Linked DNA regions of Mus musculus: region 2 is linked to region 1. A link is a loop called in an ENCODE intact Hi-C map of the cell type or tissue named here. Cell type or tissue: heart. All regions are shown on one strand. Links, peaks and the distances in the headings refer to the core of each region. The heading gives the core; the rest is flanking DNA. Region 1 holds the start of Gm36840 (a long non-coding RNA gene). Region 2 has its middle 43 kb from the start of Ppp1cb.

Region 1 (12,355 bases), core at 1,801-9,800:
AGGGGGTGCCTAGCATGGTGGCCAGAAAAAGGAACTGGGGCCACGTCCCAAAGGCCCCGTGTACTACAGCAACAGTGTCTAATCTCTCTTTTCTTTGGAAGACTGAAGGCAGGGCATGATTTGCTTAGGTTCTCTTTTATACAAACTGTGCAGCTGCTCTGTGGGAAACAGATCTAAGGCAGTGGACCATAAACCCTGTTTGTTAAAATCATCTTGGGAGTTCCTTTAAAAAGTGGTGACTCTAGACCATTCATAATGGTACATGACTTTAATCCTCGCAATCAGGCGTATCTCTATCAGCTCTAGACCAGTTTGGTTTATATGACCAGTTGGGGTATATAGTGGGGTCCTGTCTTGAAAGAAAGAGAAGAATATCAAGTCTAATACCTACTCCAGACAAATTTTATCTATTTATCAATAGATAATAGATAATATATACATATATATATATATATATATATATATATATATATATATATACACACACACACACAGAGACATACATGATGTATGTCTGTGTGTGCATGTGTGCATATGAAAACAGTTGTCCCCAGAGGCCAGAGAAGGGCATCAAACTTCCCAGGAATTATAGGCAATTGTAAACTGCCTGTGCTGGATAGGTTTTTGACTTGACGGATGCTATAGTTATCTGAGAAGAGGGAACCACAATTGAGAAAATGCCTCCATGAGATTGGTCTGTAGGTAAGCCATTAGGTAGGCATTTTCTTAGTGATTGATGTGGGAGGGCCTGGCCCATTGTGGGCAGTGTCTCTTTTGGGCAAATGGTCCTGGATGATATAAGAAAGCAGGCTGAGCAAGCCAATAAAACAGCATTCCTCTATGGCCCCTGCTTCCTCAGTTGCTGACTCTAGGTTCCTGTTTGAGTTCATGCTCTGACTTCCTACATGGACAAACTGTGCTGTGGAACTGTAAGCTGAAAGAAACCCTTTTCTATCCAAGTTGCTCTTGGATAAGTTTTATAGCAGCAATAGAAACCTAGCTAAGACACTGTCTGACATAGCCGGGAACTGAACTTGGGATCTTTGCAAGAACAGTATACACTCTTAAGCCAGATGACAAGATGCCTCCAGATCACTGCTATATTTTAAAAGTACTATTTGTGGAAGCTAACAGAGAAAAATGATAAGTATACATACATGCAGCTGATCATTTTGGTAAAAAGATCATACCAGCATGGTAACCAAGAACTAGCACATGACCAGTACTCAGAAGGGCTCCTCCTACATCTTCCTCAACCCTATTTACTTAAAGAGAAATGATCATGAAAGATGACGCTTTCTTCTAATGCCTTACAGTTAGCTACTTGCCTTTGATGTAGGTGAGTGTGCATGCGTGTGTGCATGCATATGCTGCACGTATGCATATAATGTTGAGGTGTGTAGAAATACTCTGGCTTCTGGATGTACAACAGTTTGTTGATGGACATCTGTGAAATTTCCAGCTTGAAGTTAACGATGTGTGTGGTGCTCCTATGAAAACTGTAGTATGTATCTTTTTAGTGGACTCTTCTCTGCAGGAGAGTGTTGTTGGGTCTCAGGAAATACACAGGTTCAGCATCATTAGATACACAAGAGCTTGCCAAAGTGGTTGTAAACATTCATTATATTTAAGTCACCCGAGGATTTAAGGCTCCAGAGGATTCTAATATGAACCAGTGCTGAGAACTGCTGTACAGGGGGTAGGCGTCTGGAGGCAGAGATGCCAAACAGGAGGCATAGGGTTTGCTGATAAGGAGTATTGTGTAGCAGAAATAGGACTCAGAAGAAGAGAAACAGCTCCTGGTCTTGACCTTTGCACAGGTCTCTAGAGGAAGAAATGTGGGTTACAAAGCCAGGAGACACACAAGATACAGTGACAGTGACTTAAAGTGCATTTGTTGCTCCTGTAGAGTGCCCTGGGAACATCAGCCAAAGATGTAGACACTATGTCATAGGACTCTAATTATGAGACATGAATTCATCGACTGTATATGTGCTTATCAGGTTGGTGTTATGGCTGGGCCACCAGAGGAAGACATGGGAAACATGGACTCTTGTTTTTGTGGTGCCACTAATCGGCTGTGCGAGGCTGTCCCATGTCTCTTGTTCTTAGTTACAGAGTGCCCTGGCTTGGTGACCTCTCAGATCTCCTCCAGCTCTAACAGCCTATTATTTGCTTGCTGTGACTCTAGAGGTGGCATTCCAGTAAGATGATTGGAGAGTTGGCAGGATACTAGAGATGTATGTCTGAGACGGGTTTGGGATGAAACATGGGACTCTATAATTATTCCCCTAAATTACATAGGACAAGGGACTCTGGGGTGGTTTTAGGTTTTTGTTTTTTAGTTTAGGGTTTTTTGTTTTCTTGTAATTTGGGTTTGGCTGGGACAGCACAGTTGTTTTGTGTTTTCAGTGTTTTAGCTTCTGTTTTTATATCTACACCCCTTCCACCTGACCTCATGGAACAAAACTCTCGCACCTGGGTGAATGGAAAGAGTACTTCCTTACTGCTTTGGAAAAGAAGACAAGAACCTTACAGCAGAGAGCAATGGACCTGGTCATGACTGAGCATCTATCTGGCTATGGAGACTCAGGAGACGCTGGAGAATCCCAGCTAGAAGCAGATGTGGCTTGAAGGGAAAGCTGGGGAGGCACGAGCAAGAACTTTGCTTTTCCTGGCTCTTGATAATATGTGGATTCCCCTAAGATTTGGGGGAGCAGAAGACAGGAAATAGATTTCCATTCCATGGAGGGATGTTAAAAGAGACAAGCTGTGGCATAGTCATTGGAGGACAAAACAAAAGTAAACAGAGCCCCAGGGGTGAGTGACGGAGAACTTATCTAGTACGTGTGATGCCCTAGGTTCAAAACCCAGAAATAAAACAATAAAACACAACACACACACGCAACAAAGCCGGATACAGTTATAATTCTGGCATTTGGGAGGCAGTATTGAAAGTATCAGGTCAGCCTGGGCTATAGGAACTAAGAAAATCAAGATAAACTGAGAAGGCAGGTGGAGGGAAACTCAAAGATATTCTGACGGCAATTTAGAATCCTGTGCAGAAAGAATATGAGGTGAAAGTTTTAGAACTGTGCAGACGGACAACATCAATGGAAAAGAAGCCGGGTCTGCAGCTGAATAGGCTTACATGCCACTTTGGGTGCTAGGGAGGAGGTGGCAATGTAGCTAAGGGGAAAGTCATCATTGTGAGTCAACTGAGGAAGGCTTCAGGCAGCATTTGGGGTTGCTAACGGGTGTAGGAATATCTGCCCAGCAGTGATTGGCACAGACACCCTTGGCCTGGAACTGCAATAAAGACTAGAGATGTTGATGGTTCAGTCACCAAGGGAGACATGCAGGCCAGATGGGTATTGTTATAGAGCCTAGATCAAAGACTATGAAAACACCTCATTTGCTGAGACAGATGATTTAGGGATCAGGGGTGACAGGCAAGGCATAAAGAAGGACAGCTGTCCCTGTGCACCCAGGGCTGCATATTCATTTCATAAGGTTCTCTCCTTGAGTGGAAAGGACTGGAATAGGTCTCCACTGGCGAGAACAAGCTGTATTGATGCTGCCTATAGAAACACTAGTTGGAGATTTTTTTTTTTTTTTTTGGTTTTTCAAGACAGGGTTTCTCTGTGTAGCCCTGGCTGTCCTGGAACTCACTCTGTAGACAAGGCTGGCCTCGAACTCAGAAATCCACCTGCCTCTGCCTCCCAAGTGCTGAGATTAAAGGTGTGTGCCACCTCTGCCCGGCTCTAGTTGGAGATTTTGAGAACTGGATACTGAAAGCGTAACGGGGCTGACATTGGTCTAAAGTGATTTTTGTGCTGAGTCTCTGTATTCTGTATCATTACTTCACAGATGTTGACACAGGTGAACAGAGAGATACTCTGCCCAAGGATGTACAGCTGGCACTCTCATCGTCTTATTCAGTCTGATTGCAAAGCTATTCTTCTCTTCGTGATGCTGGTAGCTGTGCTAAGTGTGCAAATGTATGCCTTTAAAAAGGCATGTATACATGGGGTGTGTATGTAAGTACAAGAGCTTGCAGCCAGCCTGATGGCCCGAGTTCGGGGCCCAGAAGCCACATGGTTGAAGAGAATTGACTCCTACAAAAGTTGTTCTGACTTCCACGTCTATACTGTGGCATGTGCATACACACAATAAGCAAATCTAACGTCTTAAAACATTTTCACATCAAGGGGTGGGGTAGTGAGATGGTGACTTGCCATCCAAGTCTGATGGTCTGAACTTGACCTCTGAAACCCACAGCAGAAGGAGAGAACTGATCCCAGGATATGTCCTCTGATCTCTGTATATTCACACACTCAGGTATAATAAAGATCTATTAGGGGCTGAGCAGATGGCTCTGAGGGGAAGAGCTTGCTGCTAATTCAACTAAGCATAAGAACATGAATTCAAAGTCCTAGAATCCATGTAAACAAACAAACAGCATGGTTGTGTGTGTGTGTAGCCCCAACACAGTGGAGGGTAGGCAGAAGGTAGGATAGCCAACGTGTGCCCTGGGGCACATACACCAGGGTCAACAGTGAAGTTTTAGGGGAAAAAATTCATAGCAGCAGTTTGTCCTCTTGTGGGACTGAGCCAATACCCTTAGGGTGCTCCCCCAGGAGCACTTCCACTTACCATGTTATTCCAGAGGGCAATGGCCATCTCAGCATGCCCACGGTCTGAGAAGTAGAAACAGTCTTCAGAGAAGAAAGTGAGGTCCAGGCCCTCACGCTGTGACCAGAGACAAGAAGGTTAATGTCTGGACTCAGCTGCCAGCCTCCCCACCCAGCAGGGGACACAGCAGGCCCCCTTTCATCCTTTGGATCCTATTTCAACCTGCTCCAGACACTGGTGGGAAAATCTTCAGGGGTTTTGGATTTTTTTAAAAAGTGAACATTTATTATAGCTTCCTTAGTTCAACACTGTCCTGAAAATGACACTCTAATAATTTTAGGAAGATTTCCATTCTGGGGTGGGAGGTGACATGGGGTAGGGGAGGGACACTTGGTCACTATTGCTTATTTCTAAGAATGTCTAAGTTCTAATCACACACACACACAGTAGAAAGAAAAGCTCTACCTGTGGGAGGCTTGCTGGAAGAAGATAATAAAAACAAGTGCTACATTCTTATGCTTCCTGGAATGGGCTGCAGCTTACCTCATTCAGTGGGATAAAGGTATTCCGGAAGAAAGGCTGCACAGTGACTGCGAAGTCCTCACGCTCCATGTACCGGTGCCAATAGGAGAGCTCGGAGATGCCGCTCTGAGGATGGAGAGGCTGCTCAATCCAACTGGCAAGGTTAGACAGGGTCTGCTTGGGCTGCCATGGGTTGGTTGTGACGGGAGGAGACCCACGGTAGACTAAAGGGACTTAAAGGAAGTGTGCCTGCCCACACAGGGACTCATCCTGCTTGTATGAACCACTGTATCTTACCTCCCTACGCTGACCAATAGGAAGAGAGTCAAGGGGTCCCTGGCTGGAGCTCTCCATTCCCAGGCTCTATTAGTTTTATCCTAAGAGGCTAAGTCTAAGTCATTAGTGATGTCGAATTGGCCATGGGCCTAGCTGCCTTCACTGCATGTAGTCAGTGAGACCTAGCTCACACGAGGACGACTATCTCCTCAGTTCTTCAAAAATGCCTAAGAATTTAGGACTACAGGGATAGAGAGTCCATGTGTTTTGGACTCAAGTACCCAAACATAGAATATAAAAAGATTAAACAAAATATACCCATAGTAAGGACTTCACACAATTCACCTGAGATACAGAGGCAAAAGGGGAAGACAGGAGGAGCACAGATAGCTTGTCTCACTTGCTCTTGGAAGGTTGCTGAGGTGAAGAGGGTGTGGGGGAGGGGGAGGAGGGAGGGCTTCTAAGAGGAAGATGACTTGCCCCATTAAAAGGAGTTAGCTTGCAACCAGGCTTTGGGTGGGCTTGTCCCAAGGCCAACAATGGTAACATTGATATGCAGGCGTGTTAGGGGGGTAGGCAGAGGGTGGAGGAAGAAACTATTAGTAGAACCAGGGTTTCTGTTCATGGAGAGAGGAGAGGGGAAGGCAGTGGGAGCCAGGTACAGTGAGCCTTCTCCTCAGAAAGGTTAGAGGTTAGCAGTGCCCTGCTGTGTATCATCTGCTCTGAAGGCTGGGTTTCTCCCAACTGCCCCTTTGAGATCTCTGTACCATCTTTCCCCAGGTAAATAGTGTGAGGAATAGGATCTCCTTTTAGGGAGCCGCTTGCTCTCAGCCGAGCCTTGTTGAACACACAAGTTCCGAGTCCTCGCTCAGGGAACACGGCGTGGGCTCCCATCAGGAGCACCCGGGAGGAAGAGAGTATCCAGACTCACCTGGAGGTTCCAGTTTAGTTTCTTCAGCTCCTGCATCGCTGTGAGGTTTTGGGAGTGTCTTAAGCAACTGCAGTTTTTCCTACAAGACAAGAAATCTAGTCTTGAGGCTGCCTTGGCCCAATCACACCCTCCTAACAGAAGTTTTTGTCCACATGGTGCAGTCTGTGCCACTAAATGGAGGTGGGCGGGGCTTGACACACAAGTATGCCTAAAACACTTGGGTCTAAGTCAAAAAGCCTTAACTCAGGAATGTGGTTGAAAAGGTATGCAGTGGTAAGTGCAGACTGGAGGCTTGGTCCCTAGCTTTGGCACTATGGGGCAGTGGCAGAGCCTTTAGTGGGTGAAGACTAACTGGAGGAAGTAGTCACAGGAGTCACACCCATTGTTTTCCCACCAGCTTTGCTTTCTAACCTCCATGAAGTGACCAGCTGCGTTCCCCCACATTTTCCCACCCAAAACTGTCTTGTCAAAGGGCCAAGAGACCACGGACTGAAAAGTGAAGCCTAGAACCAAAATTCCCCTATTCTCATAGACTGACACAAGATACTTATTTCCGGTTGGAAGGGTTAGCCCCTGAAGCAAGGTCTCTTTCCTCTTGTGTAGACCCTCTTTCTCTGTGGTGATTATTTCCTAACTCTGAGGGAAGGCCTGGGTGGAGTTCTGGCAAGACTTCTGTGGTGGCTCTGCCTCTGGACTCCTCCCCAGTTCTGAAGCTTCTCACTGCCACGCACTGGGGAGTTTCCTTAGGGTCCAGAGTGTGAAGACAACTGAACAGCCTGAGACACCCTTGACAAGGTGAACTGTGTGATACCAGCATCTGAGGAATTGGAGGGACTTTCCTTGCTAACCATGGCCATTCCACCTGGGGACTTGATTCCTTAGCCACCTTTACAAGACATCTATTTGTCTTCAGATAGGACTTCTTAGTCACAGCTGCCAAACTTCTGTCCGTCCCACAGTAATTCCTGACCGTTAGAACCTCCGACCCCTGCTTTTGAGGATGGGGTAAAAGCTGTCTTTCTAGCTTGTACTAGCCCCATACATGAACTTCCTGATGATGTCACTCTTGGGGAGGGTTTATTCCTATTTTTATAAGCAAATATCCAGAGGTCCAGAGACACTGTTGGTTTCCTCAGAAGCAGAGCCAGAATTTTAGGGAAACTAAAGGCGTCCTTGAGGTTTATTGTCCTCTGCAAAGAGTAGACTTGCCAGTGAGGACTTTGGAATCAGAAGTGCCGGGGAGTCTTCTAGGTCCCTTGGTGTGTCTCATTTTATAGAAAAGGAAGCTACCATCCAGGGAAGGGAGTAGGTAGGCATGTGATTCTCCAAGCACATCCAAGTGTTTTCTAAGTCCCTGGCTTCTAGCCCTGCCCACACTGTGTCCCTCCTAATATGCCTATGAAACCCTGCCCAGCCCAGGCAGCCTTGCCCCGCACACTTACTGAACTGCCAGTGGCATGGCACATTTCCCACCTTGGACGTGGTGCAGGCCAGCCAGCTCCATGACTTCCACCACATTGATGAAAACTCTGGGAAGCTGCAGGAGGCAGAGGGGTGGGGTCCATGAGTTTGAGGACAGTTGTCAATCTAACCTCATCCTCCCCATCATTACCACAGAAGAAATGGATGCCCAGGGAGGAGCCTGGATGATTACATCGACACTTCCTAGTGTCTCTCTTAGTTAGGCAGAAAAGCTGAGACCCAGAGAAGTCACAGGGCTAATAAAAACCACAGTGGTTGTCTTCAAACCCAGGCCAGCTGGCTCCAGTGGAAGCTCTCTGCTATGCCACTGGCTAGCTTCCGAGCCAGTCAGAAGCTGTTTTGTGGAGAATCAAATACAACTTGCCTAGAAGCACCCACAGTGGGGGCCCTCCACACATGTCAATAGTGGGAAAGCAGGGTGGCTTGCAGGACCAGGGAGCAGACTGCTTCCTACCCATTCCTACCTCCTCATAGAGGATGTCCAAGGCTTGCTGGATGTACTTGACATACTCTTTAGTTGAGTTGTCCTCCTGTATAGGGAAAAAGGAGGCTCTCTTTGGCTTTCTACTCCGAGAGGAAGAATTAGAGGATGAACTGGGTGACTGCTGTCCCTAAGAGCCCACCTTCTTGCATTCCTCAGACTTGGCCTGAGGGACCTGATGGTGTCCTTTTTCATTAATACATGTCCCCAGGATCAGGGACAACACTGTTTACATGAGGGGCAGGTGTGCTGGGACTCAGAGAGGCATTTCCCTACACTATGTATCCACTGGCAGCTCTGGGTTTCTTCTGGTTTCCAATGACCCCTACAATCCAGGACCCAGCCATAGCGAAAGCTCCAGGGGTTAGGTCCTTCGTGCAGCCCAGACTCCCAGTTATGGACAGGACTGAGGGAAGATTCTAGAAGAGCTGAGCCTGCATGGGGAAAATAATCATGCCAGGCTCTTGATAGTTACTCTCTGAGATCCACAAGGAGCTATGAGCTTGCCTGCCACCCCCAACAGAGTCAAACATTCCACCACCTCTTCAGAGCCCTGGCAGCTGCCTTTTCCTGGCAAAATAAAATGCAGGATGTCCCCAGCTTAGAACAAGATGTATTCTAAAAGGTACAGGTTTCAAACGCTTGTAAGTCTGGACATGTTTCCCCATAGAGACACATCAGGAATGGGGTCAACTCCCAGGCCAGCTGGCTGGGGTTGGTTGCTTAGATTATCATGGCCCTGAAGGGCAGCAAGGACAATCAGTTTGGTTCTATTTTCCCAACTCCATTTACCTCCCCCTCCAAGAGAGGGCAGACTCCAAGCAGACACAAGACAGAGTCACTGGCCATCTACTGGAAAGTGCCATCTCTCTGTCCCAAAGAAGCCACCACCTCAGTGTCTGAAGACTGGGTCCTTCTAGACCTTTCTTCTGAGTTGGGGAACCACTTAGGAAAGCTAAGTCTCAACTGTGTAAACCAGAGGTTGCCTGGGTAGAATCAAGTGCCTGGAGCCCAGCCTAGTATGACATTCAAAAGGGAAGGAGATGAGTCAGAGCCCAAGGTGAGGAGGATGGGGGCAGCAACTTAATTCCCAGGCTCTCAGTGAGGCTTGCCAGGGGCTTACCGGATTCTCACAGTAAAGACACAGGTCGTTGTTTCCAATGAGGAGTGTAATCAGCTTCCAGTCTTCCTGTAGGTTGATTGTCTGAGAAGACAAATCCTGAGTTTAAGATCTGGGGACAACTGCTGGTAACACTAACCGTGCTACCCAGTCAGCTTCTCAGATACTGTCATCTTTTCTGTATCACACAAAGTATGAGGTAGGGTCTCCTCCATGCTTCTCTGAGGTGATGGGCACGCCCCTGTAAGAAGTGCGTACGTGTGTTTATGTGTGTGTGTGTGGGGGGGGATTCTGCTCACACAAAGGAGACAGACTACACTCTCTATCCCCCTCCCCCTTGAAATCCTCTTAATAGGCTAAAGTGGGTGTGTCCCACAGGAAAGGCCTCATGGGCTCTCATGTTCCTCAAATGTACTCTGAGATGTTCAAAGGAGTCTGTGTCAAAAGATGGAACTTGAGGGTCAGGGCTTCTAGGGCCTGGGTTTATAGAGGGAGAACCCAGTGGGGTCAGCATGGTGGGGTAGGTCCAGGGAGGCCCTGGAGTTGTGGCTTCCTATTCACTGTCCACTATAAACTGAGTCCCTCCAGCTGGAGTCCACAGCACAAGAACAGAGCGTTAGGAAAAAGTGCAAGTGAGATTCTGAGGGGTTGGGGAGGGAGAAAGGGGAAGGCCTGGAATGGGCAGCCTATTTTTAGAACTTAGTGTTTATATAAGAAGGCGCTGGGAAGGCAGCTCTGGGGTAAAGGCCCCAGGCCTGTGATCTTGGCCAACTCCTCATTCCACCTTGCCTACCTGCAGCCTACCCTGGGGCAGGGTGCCTGCAGGCAGCGCCCATGAACTCCCTTGAAGACCACCTGAAGGCAAGCTGTGGGGGCACTGGAGGGGTTCAACAGGCCTGTAACCTCCCAGCTAAAGAGAAGAACAGCTTTTAGAGGGTCTGCACTCACAGGTGTGCTTTTCATCTTCTTCACCAGGGTCTTAGCCTGGGCCGGCATGTCCCTAGAGAGAGGGACAAAAGTCACTTTCAGACTTGCTTGGGATGGAGAACCTAAGCTGGACTCCAACAGTACTAACTCCATGAAACTCATTCTGAGTCAATCTTAGGATTATGCTTGGGCTTTTTCTCACCAGGGAGCTGCCAGGGACCTGGGGGCTACACCTATCCAGACCCTGATGCCCCTGGGGCAGGATCTGAGTCTTACTGACTTTGTATCTATGATTTGAACATTCTCACCAGAGATTTTTTTTTCCTCCCTCTTTTACCAAATCTTTTCACTACAAGCCAAGCCTCTTTAATTCTTACTCGGGTGCCTGTTTTAAAAATAATCTGTTTTATTTTTGAAAAGAGTCACATTCCTAAATTATCCCCCAGCTTTCTCCTTCCCAGGCATGGCGAGCCCTTCACCTCCGTCTGAGCCCCAGTGCCCAACCCTCGGATCCCTTTGTTCTTCTCAGTCATGACTTGGATTTTGACACTCGGTAATGAGACTGGTGGTAGAATAGCACACAGCAATGAAAAGGAATTAAACGTGGTTATCTGCAGCATTGATGGACCTAGGAGAGCTGTGGGCGACAGGCCTGTTTACAGCATGATGGCAGTGATAGCCTCATGGGTACACAGGTGTCAAAGACTCATCAAACTGTATACTTCTGAATATCCATGGTTCATTGTGGGTCAATATAGCTCAATGAGGCGAATTCCTTAAAAAGACATATGGACTGAGCTAGGTGTGGTGGAGCACACCTGCAATCCCAGGCCTAGGGATACAGAGGCAGGAGAATTGGGAGTTGAGGGCCAGCCTTGGCTACATAGTGAATTAGAGGTCAGCCTGGGCTACCTGAGACCCTGTCACAAAACAACAAAATTGAGAAATCAGGTGAGCAAAAGACACATGGCCAACATGAGATGCCAACGCAAGATGGTTACAGTCTGTGTAATGCATGGTGCTGCCCCCATCCCTTACGTGGAGAACGTATGCACCCAGGATTGTATTGATAGGTACATATAGGTTGTAAAGTAAAGGCACAGATATGCTGCAACTTTTAATAGGCCCAAGTCAGGCTCAAGGGCATTCATAGTGATGAGCCCTTAGGTTCCCTGGGGAGGTGCGGTACCTTTTGCATCCCCTTCACTTTACCATCCCCCCAGCAAGCTTCTTCCTAGCCCCCAGGCCCTCCCTCACCACACTCTTCATTCCTGTGTCCTTATCTGCAGCTCTTCTGTCTCATCTCCCCATCCCCTCCAGGGCTCAGGGCCTCTCCTTGTAGCTGTTTCCACAGCTCTGTGAGTCCACATAGGTCCCAGGCCTGAGACAGGTCCTGATATTCTCCTGCCTTCCTACGCACTCTATGGGCCAGTATCAAGTGAGCCGAGTCTGTGGTGTTGTCTAGTCCCTTGATGGACTCATTCCTCAGGGCACAGGGTTTACACCATTTCAGGCTATGCTCTCTCTCACTAACTCAGAATGAATGCAGTTTTGCTTGTTGTTTAACAAAAGGGAAGTTAGCTGTTGAATAAAACTGTGAAACTAAATAGCCCAAATAACAGCAAATTTTTGTATGCATGTGGAGTACTTAGTCCTAAATTCTTTCTAAAGTTTATCTCCTTTAATCCTATGACGGCTCTGAGGGACAGGTACTATGATTAACCTCATTATAGAGGAGAAATCCAAGACTCAGAGATGCTAAGAAACTTGGTCAAGATCACATAGTCTTACAGGTTTGAGGAAAGATTTGAACACAGAAGATCTGACCTCTGTGTACCTGCCTCATGTGTACATGACTGCTGGGGATTCAAACTTGGAGCCTTGGATTCCCCCCCCCCCCCCGTGAACTCATACTTATCCACGCTGATAAATGACAGAGTAGACATAAGAGAACGATTCCCAAACTTTACTCAAACTTTGC
Region 2 (12,355 bases), core at 2,343-10,342, 61 kb before region 1:
AAAAGATATTACTTCTTTTATTTTTGAGATTAGAAAATAATTACTTCATCTCCCCATTTCCTTTCCTCTCTCCAAATCCTCCCTTAAACCTCTCCTTATTCTCTGTCAAGTTCATGGTTCATGGCCTCTTTTTTTTTCCCAATTATTGTTGCTTGAGCGGACACACACACACACACACACACACACACACACACACACTCGTTTCTAAATATAACCTGCTCTGTCTGTATGTTACTTATATGTCTGTTTTCAAGGCTGACTATTTGGTTAATCAATGGTGTGTTCTCCCCCGGGGAAGACTATTTCTCCTGTTCTCAGCATTCCTTAGTTGCCCGTGGTTCTTTCTGTAGGATTGAGGAGGCCTTGGGCTTTGCCTCTTCCACTGTGACATGTCTATTGTTGTGGTCCTTGTTCAGCTCCTGTTTGCACAGTCCTGTTGGTGAGACTTTATGGAAGTAGCTGCTGATGTTACCAGGATACACACCTCAGAGCAAACCCCATGATCCTCTGGCTCTTATAATCTCACTGAGCCCTCTTCTGCAATGTTCCCTGAGCCGCAGTTGTAGTAGTTGCTTTATAGATTAATCTACTGGGTCTGTACTCCACAACTTGCTTTTTTTTTTTTTTTTTTTTTTTTTTTTTTTTTTTTTTTTTTGCTTTAAAGTCTAAATTTATTAAGTAAAACCAAGTAACATCAGAGATACTACATTTGGCTTAGTTCCAATGTGACCAATGTCCATTTGCAGCAGAGAAGACTCCAAGTGAAGAAGGTGCATTGAAGGTGTGATTGAAGGTGTGGGTGAAGGGACAGGGACAAAACCATCTCCCAATAATGTAAAAGCAGATGTCACACTGCCAGTGGGAGTCAGTCAGCACAGACAAAACCCAGTGTTTATTGCGCATGACTAACACTAAGTAAGCATAGGACTGTCAGGGAGGAGAGAGCCAGAATATTCCGAGAACCAGGTGCAGCAGGCTGGCTGGAGGGCAGTAGACAGGGCAGGTCCTCTCCATCACTTGCGGAACACTGTGACCACATCATAGCCCTCAGGCAGTGTGACCCGCTCCCTGGCGTGCTTTTCACAGTAAATCTGATCCTCTACAAAGAAATGGCCCTTCTGTTTCAGGTTGATGCCACAGTCGGTGCACACATAGCATTCAGGGTGGCGATGGTGATCCCTCAGCTTCACAAACACACCAACAATACCAGTTCCACATTTGTCACAGATGGGCAGCTTCTGAGCATTTCCAACAGATGCAGCCACTTTGGTGACTGGAGCTTTAACACTTCTAAATCCTGATGGCTTGTTGGGATCCCCTTTCCCATCTGACTCCAGGATCTCCTGCAGAACCAGGAAGGATGTGGACTGTTTGGGGGGCTCGTTTAATTCTTGCTTCTCCTGAAGCATCTTGTAAACTTCAGATTCCTTGTCAATGATAAGGCTGCCAGAGGGATGAGGCTGAACCAAGGGCCTGCTGTTCGCCTCCTTCCCACTGGCTGAGGTCTTCGACTCCACAGCATTGTTGAAGTTAGAGATGTTTTCGGATGAGTAGAGGTCAGTTGGGCTGTTGTACTGGTTTGTGATGACCCGGGTGCTGGGAGCAGGTGAGGCAGTAAATGGCATGGCACTTCGGTTGTGGGCACTTCCTATGTGCAGGACTTCTTGGGGTTCCGACGCTAAATTCATCTTGTAGGGATGACGTTTCCCCTCCTCAGTCACTAGAGGAGACCAAATCTTCTGTTCAGACCTGGATACTGTGAGCGTCATGTTGTCTGCGCAGCCCTTGATTTTGTTCTGAGCTTCCAAGTGTGTCATGCTGCTGGTACCTTCCCCATCGATGGCTGTGATTAAATCTCCAATACATAAATTCGCTATAGCAGCCTTGCTTCCGGGAGTGACCGGAAGGTTGTTCGAAGTCCTTGCCATCCACGAGGCGGAAACCCCAGGGGCCCGGGCCCTGGAGAATAATCTGCTGGGTGGTCATCACTAGGCACAATCGGAAGGGACAGACGGGCAAGGCACAGAACTGCACGGCGCGCAAGGCTCCCGGAGCAGCAACTCTGCATTTTTTTTTTATTGGATATTTTCTTCATTTACATTTCAAATGCTATCCCAAAAGTCCCCTATACCTTCCCTCCCCACCGCCCCGCCCTGCTCCCCTACCTACTCACTCCCACTTCTTGGCCCTGGCTTTCCCCTGTACTGGAGCATATAAAGTTTGCTAGACCAAGGGGCCTCTCTTCACAGTGATGGCCGACTAGGCCATCTTCTGCTACAAATGCAGCTAGAGACACGAGTTCTCAGGGTACTGATTAGTTCATATTGTTGTTCCACCTATAGTGTTGCAGACCCCTTCAGCTCTTGGGTGCTTTCTCTAGCTCCTACATTGGGGGCCCTGTGTTCCATCCTATAGATGACTGTGAGCATCCACTTCTGTATTTGCCAGGCACTGTCAAAGCCTCACAGGAGACAGCTATATCAGGGTCCTTTCAGCAAAATCTTGCTGGCGTATGCAATAGTATCTGCGTTTGGTGGCTGATTATGGGATGGACTCCAAGGGTGAGGAAGTTTCTGGATGGTCCATCCTTTCGTCTTAGCTCTGAACTTTGTCTCTGCAACTCCTTCCATGGATATTTTATTCCCTATTGTAGGGAGGAATGAAGTATCCACGCATTGATCTTCCTTCTTCTTGATTTTCTTGTGTTTTGAAAATTGTATCTTGGGTATTCTAGGTTTCTGGGCTAATATCCACTTATCAGTGAGTGCATATCAAGTGACTTCTTTTGTGATTGGGTTACCTCACTCAGGATGATATCCTCCAGATCCATCCATTTGCCCAAGAATTTCATAAATTCATTGTTTTTAATAGCTGAGTAGTACTCCATTGTGTAAATGTACCACATTTTCTGTATCCATTCCTCTGTTGAGGGACATCTGGGTTCTTTCCAGCTTCTGGCTATTATAAATAGGGCTGCTATGAACATAGTGGAGCATGTGTCCTTATTACCAGTTGGAACATCTTCTGGGTATATGCCCAGGAGAGGTATTGCTGGATCTACCAGTAGTACTATGTCTAGTTTTCTGAGGAAACGCCAGACTGATTTCCAGAGTGGTTGTACAAGCTTGCAATCCCACCAGCAATGGAGGAGTGTTCCTCTTTCTCCACATCCTGGCCAGCATCTGCTGTCACCTGAATTTTTGATCCTAGCCATTCTGACTGATGTGAGGTGGAATCTCAAGGTTGTTTTGATTTGCATTTCCCTGATGATTAAGGATGTTGAACATTTTTTCAAGTGCTTCTCAGCCCTTCAGTATTCCTCAGGTGAGAATTCTTTGTTTAGGGGCTGGTGAGATGGCTCAGTGGTTAAGAGCACCCGACTGCTTTTCTGAAGGTCCTGAGTTCAAATCCTAGCAACCACATGGTGGCTCGCAATCATCCATAATGAGATCTGGCACCCTCTTTTGTCTGAAGACAGCTACAGTATACTTACAGATAATAATTTTTTTTAAAAAAAGTATTCTTTGTTTATCTCTGTACCCCATTTTTAATGGGGTTATTTGAATTTCTGGAGTTCAGCTTCTTGAGCTCTTTGTATATATTGGATATTAGTCCCCTATCAGATTTAGGATTGGTAAAAATCCTTTCCCAATCTACAACTCTGCATTTTGATTGGTTGTGTTTTTCTGTAATGGTCTCCATCTGTTGCTGAGAGAAGTTATCCCTGTGGTAAGGAGCAAAGACTATACTTATCTATGGGTATAAGGACAAATACTTAGACTATAGTTAGGGATTCTGCTGGCCTGCATGGCACATTAACCCTAAGGGTGCATTGTTACCTTGGCAGTAACCAACAGCTCTCTAATTGGACTTCAGACATGTTTATCAAGAGGGAAGCCATGCCTGGTACTGGAAACCTAGCCAACTTCCCCGAGCTAGACAAGTCATGGACCTTGAAGGTGAACCCATAATCACCACTTTACTAATCCAGGAAGGCCTGTTGGTTGCTTTTCTCCTGTGGAAGCTTGCATGGAACCTTCTGGCACCATAAAATGTAGTCCTCAGTGAGGAGGTATTCAAGTCAGTTGCATCTCAGGGGCCTCTGATTCCTGTGTTTGACCAACTTGAAATGATTAATAAGAGACTCAATAAAAGTGGGCGTGGTGATGCATGTCTAACTCTAGCACTTGAAGCAGACTGTGAGATGCTGTTATTTTTTAAAACATTTATTTGTGTGTGTGTGTGTGTGTGTGTGTGTGTGTGTGTGTGTGTGTATAGTCTTCAAAGGACAACTTGCAGGAGTCAATTTTCTCCTTCCAACATTTGGATTCCAGGGACTGAACTCACATTGGCAGGATTGGTGGCAAATGCCTTTACCTGCTGAGCCATCTCACTGGTCCAAAATAAAATAAAATAAAATAAAATAAAATAAAAAAAAGATAAATATGGAGCACACCTTTAATACCAGCACTCATGAAGCAGAGGCAGGTGGATCTCTGAGTGCCAGGTCAGCTTGGTCTACAGAGAATTCCAGGACAACCAAACCTAAACAGAGAAACCTTGTTTAGGAAAACAAACAAAGAAAGAAAACAAAGAAAAATGGAAAAAGAAAAAAAAATGTTATCCCAGTAATAGAGTTCTTGTCTAGCATGAACAAGGCTCCCAGTTTCATTTCTAGAACCTAAGTAAGCAAACAGACAAATAAGCAAACAAATAAGCAAAATTACTGATGAAGCCTTTAAGACTCAGCCTTGGATACCAACCTCTATAAATAGCATGTTTTCCCATGGGAAATGCGTCCACAGCTCCAAGAGATTGACCTATGACTAAAGCACAGAGACGTGAATGGTCAGGAATGCAGGGCAACATTCCTTCACATGTCACTGTTGGAAGAGGAAGGGGACTGCCCAGAGGACAGGAATAAGTATGCACTGTGAGCTCTTCCAAGCTGGATGTCGGCCAGGACAGCAAAGGAACATTGCCCCAGAGATCAGCACTGGCTCCTTCATGACCACCGATGACAAGGACATTGAATTAGGTTTGGTCCCATGGCCACTAATGTGCCTGCACAGTTTGGATGCTTTACTGTTCCTTGGAGCAATTTCAGAGGATAAAGTCTACCCTTCTGGCTAGGGCTTTCTGGAATCCTAAACGGGGCTGGCTAAGATTAGCTTTCCAAATTCTTTTAGCCAGAGCCTCTCAAACTTTCTCAGTCAACCTAACCTCTGGTGTTTGAATACTCTAGATAGGGATGCCTCATCATGAGTTGACACTCTTGTTAAGGTTTCCTCCAGGCTGTACACAAAAGCAGAAAAGACAGAATCTTTGCTTTCAAGGAATTTACACATTAGTTTGGAGAGCCATATATCCTACACATTATAACATGGGAATCTCCAGGCAGTGGTGGCACTTGCCTTTAATCCCAGCACCAGGGAGGCAAAAGCAAGAGCATCTCTGAGTTCAAGGTCAGCCAGGTTTACAGAGCAAGTTCTATGACAGTCAGGACTATACAGAGAAACCCTGTCTTGAAAAACAATAAGATAGATAGATAGATAGATAGATAGATAGATAGATAGATAGATAGATTGATTGATTCAAGGCAGCCAGACTGAATTTTAATCTACCATCTTAGCTCTGTACTTTAAAGGTTTGTTTGTTTGTCTTTGTTGTTGTTTTAATCTATAAGATGGGAATGGGGTCTTTGTTTTAGAGTTGTCCTAAATATTACATCACATGATAAAGTACTTAGTGCTCATATACAGTAAGTACCCAATAATTGCCAGCTCTTGTTATCTCATTAAGGGAGTCCAAAATGGGACTGTGTGGGCTGTGAAGGAACTTGATACCACTCTGCTTCATTGTTCTCTCTCTCTCTCTCTCTCTCTCTCTCTCTCTCTCTCTCTCTCTCTCTGTGTGTGTGTGTGTGTGTGTGTGTATGTGTGTGTGTGTGTGTGTGTATGTGTGTGTGTATGTGTGTATGTGTGTGTGTGTGTATGTGTGTGTGTGTGTGTGTGTGTGTGTGTGTGTGTGTGTGTGTGTGTGTGTGTGGTTTGTTTGGGGACAAGGAGGGGCAGACAGCAGAGGGCTCTTGAGATGGAATCTCACTGTATTGCCTAGGGTGTCCTCAAATCCAAGATTTTCCTGCCTGTTCTCAGCCTCCTGAGTGCTGGGACAGCAGGCCACCATGCCCAGTCCTTCTCAGACCTGGAGGAGGAAGCATTCCTCTGTGGGCCACAGAAACAGCTGAGAACTGCTTTGAAGGCACTTTGGGGTCACGTTTAGCATGCTAACGGGACACAATTCTGCCGGTCTTGACTCAGTTCTGCACAGGACACCTAGTTAGGTTTAGAGACCCAACAGCCGGAGCTTCTGCTTTAAAAGAATTTGCTAGAAAGACCGGGATTCGGGACAAATGCAAGTTCATAACTGCAAAGCTTCATGTGGATTTGCAAGATCAAAATGATAAGGCAGAAATGATGCCTTCATGAGAGACATTGAAGACTGGACATAGTCTAGTGCATATTGACAAATCTGAATTATGGACATTTTTTTCTCATGTAGCCTAAGTTGACCTCTGTCATTTAGCCCAGGTTGGCCTCAAACTGTCTGAATCACTGAGGATGGTTTTATTTTACTGATTCTCCTGCCTCCACCTCCCAGGTGCTGGAATTCTAGGCATGAGCTACCACAGCCATTTTATAAAATGCAGGGGCTGAGCTCAGGACCTCATACACTGTGGGCAAGCTCTGTACCCATGGAACTACCCTCTGGGTCTCTGAACTTAGTGAGATTTCCTGAATATGCACATCCTGCCTATAACTTCAGGGCAGGGGTGGGGTGGGGGGGTAGGGCTCTTCTTGGTAGTTCCCCTAAACAGGTCCCTCCGTTCTTTGTGTCTGTTTCTTTCCCAGAGAAACCTGAACCAGCCAGTGAAACATACTTCTGAAGCTGCCCAGAGCCCCAGGAGTCTGGGCAGAGACTTGAGGGTCTCCTATTAGCTTGCACATTTGAATGCAGGCTCTGGTGAACTTGTGCAGTTCCTAGAGCCTTCCCTTTATGGCAGGGATGACTGCGACTCCTAGTTTGGCTTCTGCTTAGGGTGGGGTTTACTCTGCAGACTTAATGACAGTCTGGCCTTCGGGAGTGTCCCAGTGAAAGATTCAGACAGAGGTCACTATCAGCTTCTTTCCTGGCAGGGCTGTCCCAGCTGGCATGTTGAGAACAGTGCCACTCAAGTTGAGATTTGTGTGTGAGACTCAGAAGGCCAAGTTATAGTGTAGTCAACCCTCAACTATAAGTAGATCTCCTTGCCACAGTCTCTCAGTGGGTTATATAACTGTGTGTAACTGTGGGAAAAAGACATAGAAAATGAAATGTGTGGCTGAGGGCCAGTGAGGTAGCTCAGCTGGCAAAAGGGCTTGTGGCACAGGCCTGACGACCTGAGCTTGAGCTCTGCAGCCCACAGTGCTCAGAGAACCAACTCTATAAAGTTATCCCCTGACTTCCGCATGGCTCATGCGTAGGCAGTAATATATGGGCAGTCCCCTCCTGCTCCCTCCTTGCCAATTATACAAACAAAATTTTAAAAAGGCTGAGTTTTTTTTCTCTCAAAAATGTTTACTTTTCTGTGTTTGTAGTGTGTGTGTGTGTGTGTGTGTGTGTGTGTGTGTGTGTGTGTACCATAACATTCAAGTGGACATCAGAGGACTATATTTTAGAGTCAGGTCTCTCCTTCCACTCCACAGGTCCTGGTGACTGAACTCAGGTCATCAAGATTGGCAGTAAATGCTGAGCCCTATCACTATTATTCTCATTTTAAAATGTCCTCATGGAACTTGAAGGCACCTTAAGAAGTACCTGTAGGTGGGAGAAACTGAAACCCAGAGAAGATAAACATCTGGTCAGCACCGCCCAGCAAGTGTGTATTTGGGCTGGGACTGGAATCCAGAGTCCTGGGGTCCTGCTGGGACACTTGTTACAATTAATCTGTCTTTCCACAGTTGTGGAGAAGTCTCTTTCGTTGATTCTTACTTCTTTGCAAAACCTAAAAACAGTCAGGATGATCCAGGAACCTTTGGGAGTCTTGATTCACTTCCAAAGGCAGTTTGTCTTCTATTGGCTGCTGCATGGATTGCTGTTTCAAATTTCCACATTTCATGTAAAAACATGCAAATTAACACAGACACTAAATGAGTCAGTTTCAGTATCCCAGGCTTATACATACAGAGTGCTCTCTCTCTCTTCCTCTCTCTCTCTCCCTCTCTCTCCCTGACTCTCCCCCACACCCCAATTGCATTAACATGCATTCTTAAGTAAAAGATTTAGATATGTGTTTTAGTGAGGTCTTAAACATTTTCCGTTTTCTAGATTTTAGATGATGATCACTATGATGTTCTGTGATTATAAATCCTTTGCAAATTTCACAATCTATTAATCTGGTGAGAACCAGCCAGTGTTTCTAATGAGGAGGGGAAGGAGGGAGCTGGATGAGGGGAAGGAAAGAGGCTTTGGAAAATGTGGTCCGGGCATTTGGGACTGCACAGGCAGTGCCATATTTATGTGGCGCTGTGGGTGTTTTGAACTTTCTGGAAGTTAACAAGCTCCACATATGAACTCAATGGAAGTCCTCCAAACTTTGGACAACACAAAGGCCTTTTGAAGTCTGAACACAGTCCAAGGCAAATTACACCCAAGTGCAGTGGTGCAAATGAGAGACTGGGGAGCTCACAGGAAATAACACTGGTCCTGGACCCCAGGAGGCCAGGACTGACTGTTGCTGCTCCCAGAGGGAAGGGTTGTTTCCTTGTCTACAAATAGCTTCTACCTCATGGGGTTGTTTTGATGATAAACATAAAACATTCCCCCTAGTGTCTTAAGCACAAGGTCCAGCATATATAAGTGTGTGAGCACCCCCAACACACACACACACACACACACACACACACACACACACACACACACTTAAACACATGCCTTTATTGTATGAGATACTAATAGGCTTCTGGAAAAAGACACACAGGAACTAATGTCCCAGTATCTAGAAAAGGCCCCTCCTTGGGCAGTGAGACAGCAGGGTTGCAGCCACAGGCTTTGAAGTTAGCAGGAGCCATGTTTAGACTTCAGCTTTAATAATTTCTAGCTGTGTGATTGTGGGCTAATGTGACACAGCCCAGGTGGAGCCCCTGGCTCAGTGCCTGGCATGGAGGGGTGCTCAGTAAATGCTGGCTGTTGGTTCCAGCTCTCAAGGAAAGGGGCTGTGAAACCAGAGGAGGGAGGGAGAGAGGAGGGCAGTAACCCGAGCAGGGCACATAGAGAGCAGGAGAACAAGTTAAGTCCCATGGGGCCTGTACTGGTTTCCTCTGGTTACCACAGCAAACTGCCATGGACTTGGTGGCTTAAAACAAGACTTTATTCCCTTTATTTATTTAGACATTTGGTTATGGAGGCCAAATGTCTAAAAACCAGTATTATCACATCAAAAGCAAGGTGTCCCCAGGGCCATGTTCCATCCCAGGCTGGAGGAAGAGAGCTGCTTTGTGCCTTTCTAGTTCCTGTTGGCTGTGGGCATTCCTTGGTTTATGGTTACAACACTCCTTTGCCTCAGGCTCTAGATGGCCTTTTCTGTGTGCACTCATCTGTGCTTGTGTGTGTGTGTGTATGTGTGTGTGTGCATATGTATGTGTGTGTGCATGTGTATGATGTGTGTGTAGGTGTGTGTGTGTGCATATGTATGTGTGTATGCATGTGTATGATGTGTGTGTATGTGTGTGTGTATAAAATCTCCCTAATTTTCTAATAGAGAAATTCATGAATACAGTTAGGGTTTATCTAAGACAATCTTGCTATCTCTCTCTCTCTCCTTTATAATATCTGCAAAGATGCTTTTCTTACAAGGTGAAGTCTACAGAAACTTTAATGAGATTAAGACCTCTTTTCTCTCTTCTTTTCCCCCTCCCCTCTCCCCCTTCTCCTTCTCCCTTTCCCTCTCCCCCTCCTCCTCCTCTTCCTTCAAGGCAGGGTCTCACTGTGTAGCCCAGGCTAGCCTTGAACTCACAGAGATCTGCCTGCCTCTTCCTTCTGTGTGCCCCAATACTGAGGCAGCCATTATCTGGGGAGAGAATTCTAATTTTCCTTTGCCTGAGTGATGGGACAAGACAGGAGTGTGATGTAGAGGAGAGAACAGGTGTCACCAGGGCAATGACAAATCCAAGCCACGGGTCAGCCTATGTTGTTAGAAACAAAGCAGGATAGACTAGGGAGCTATACGGAGGCCAGTGGGAACCTCATCTGCCATGTCCAGGGTGACATTGGAGAAACTATGTGACACAATGGTACCCAGCAACAGTCTCTGGTTGGGGCATGCCAATGGCACACATTACTTTGCCATATGAATGAAGTAAGGAAGAGTCTGAGGCTAGCCTTAGTGCACTGGAAGGGCTCAGGGCAAAGGTGAAATGCACAAGAGAGGCTCAGATCCCCAAGGCCTTGCCTAACCTTCCTCCCCTGGGCTAGGTTGCCCCACAGTTTAATAAGACACTTCCCTCGGCTGCCACCCACTAGTTGAAAGGCATTGGCTAAAACCACTTCAACCCCCTGGGCCCCATTTTCTTATCTGTAAAAGGAGGGCATGAGCATCTTCCTGAGAGGATAAGTTGGAGGATTAATAATGCAAAGGAGATCATCTGAGAACCTACCTGCTCAAATAAACATTGGCTTCTTGTCTTCTTAATAGTGTAGCCTTGAAGGGCAGTGTGCTCTTTTGCCTGAGGGTGAGACAACAGTGCTGTAGAGACAACTGGAGAGGAAGGGCTGGCTACCTTACCAGAAATGAGACTCCCCGCCAGGACTCTAAATGTTACTTCCTCATTCTTGCTGTCCCCTGAGCCTACGGGAAAACAGCCAGAGGGATGCTGCTCTGTCCTGCTCTTTCCTTGTCTCTAAAGTGCCAGACTGAAGTGGGTTAGTCCTAAATAAAAAAGTCTCCATGAGTGTGGTAGGCCTGACCCCACCATCACAGTTTGACACCCTCATCATTGCAAGCAATCACCTTTAACTTCCAGGAAGAAAGACCAGCAACCTCCCTCCTCACCTCTCACAGGCTCTTGGCATACAAACCTGGGTCAAGTGAAAGGTTGTTTAAGGATCTGTTGGGGCTTCATAGGAAGGGCTGTCAGGATGGGGCTTGAGGCAAATGGGAGCCTGTCTTTGAAGTCTTGGTTCTGCTATTTGACTTTTAACTTCAATTTCTCTTTGCAAAATGCAAAAAGTAATAGTATTTACCTCATGGGAAAGTTATCAGAGTTAAATGAGATGCTTATTAATTACACAGCAGAGTAGATGGCTATCACTAAGTAGATTTATTTATTTATTATTTATTTAGTGTCTCATATAGCCCAGGCTGGCTAACAATGACATTGAACTTCTGATCCTCCTGCTGCCTCCTCCCAAGTGCTGGGATTATAGGCCCGTGCCACCACATCTAGTTTATTCTGATGCTGGGAATCGATCCACGGCTTTTTGCATGCTAGATGTGCACTGAACTATGTTCTTGACCCCTATTAAGGGAAGGCACCAGGCAGTGTTAGCACGCTCCTTTAATGCCAACACTTAGGAGACAGAGACAGGCAGATCTCTGTGAGTTAGAGACCAACCTGGTCTACAAAGACAGTTTCAGGACAGCCAGGGCTGTTGTACAGAAGGGAAAAGGTAAATGAAAAAGAAGCAAAGGTTAACTGTCGGAGATGAGGAAACAAATCAGACAGCACTTGCAACTCTCCCATGACTCCTGGTGAAGGGGAAATAGGCATGACTCCCCTGAGAGCTATAAGCTGAAGGTAGGACTTTAGGAGATGCCTCTCTGTCTTCTTTAGGGGCCTGGATGGGCCTGGAATTATAATGCCTCTAGGCCAGCATTTCTCAATCCTTTGGGGGGCATTGCATATCAGATGTCCTGAATATCAGAAATTTACATTATGATTCATAGCAGTTGCAACATTGTAGTTATGACATAGTAATAAAAATAATTTTATGGCTGGGAAGTCAACACAATATGAGAAACTGTATTAAAGGGTCACAGCATTAGGAAAGTTGAGAACCACTGCTGTGGCTAGTGACCTCTGAACAGGCACCTAAGTCTCTGGGTACTGTCTACTACAACAAGGAGGCGACAGCTAATCAAAGCATTATCTTTTCCCCTAAGAGTCTACGGAAGGGAAGCATGGGACAGTGGCTCAGTAGTGAGTTGAATGAGAGTCTCCAAACAGAAGCCTGGGAGCTGAGAATTTGGAAAGAAGGTCTGTCTGCATAAACACAAAGGTTAAGGATCTAGAAATGAGATTTCTAGATATATGGGAAT

What was found. Peaks named below come from ENCODE experiments on the same cell type or tissue, not always from the same donor. Only the 100,000 strongest peaks of a DNase experiment are listed, where the experiment ranks them.
Region 2: a loop joins it to region 1, with 3 times the contacts of the local background. A loop is called at or near these places in 11 of 42 quality-filtered maps.

Annotation. Positions count from the first base shown.
Region 1 is chr5:32,347,714-32,360,068 of GRCm38, reverse strand. It overlaps Plb1 (phospholipase B1), which reads right to left. Exons shown (of 59, transcript NM_001081407.1): 51 at 10,396-10,447; 52 at 9,451-9,531; 53 at 8,311-8,376; 54 at 7,807-7,901; 55 at 6,365-6,443; 56 at 5,179-5,283; 57 at 4,657-4,752. Gm36840 (a long non-coding RNA gene) reads left to right here and starts at 5,240. Exons shown (of 3, transcript XR_376851.3): 1 at 5,240-5,319. In heart, for the core only: a CTCF peak has its summit at 9,131; a DNase peak (open chromatin) is centred at 8,978; H3K27ac peaks cover 873 bases.
Region 2 is chr5:32,409,631-32,421,985 of GRCm38, reverse strand. It overlaps the pseudogene Gm5864. Among named protein-coding and RNA genes, the nearest start is that of Ppp1cb, 43 kb to the left of the region's middle. In heart, for the core only: a CTCF peak has its summit at 7,202; DNase peaks (open chromatin) are centred at 4,945, 8,735 and 9,195; H3K4me3 peaks cover 568 bases; H3K27ac peaks cover 4,276 bases.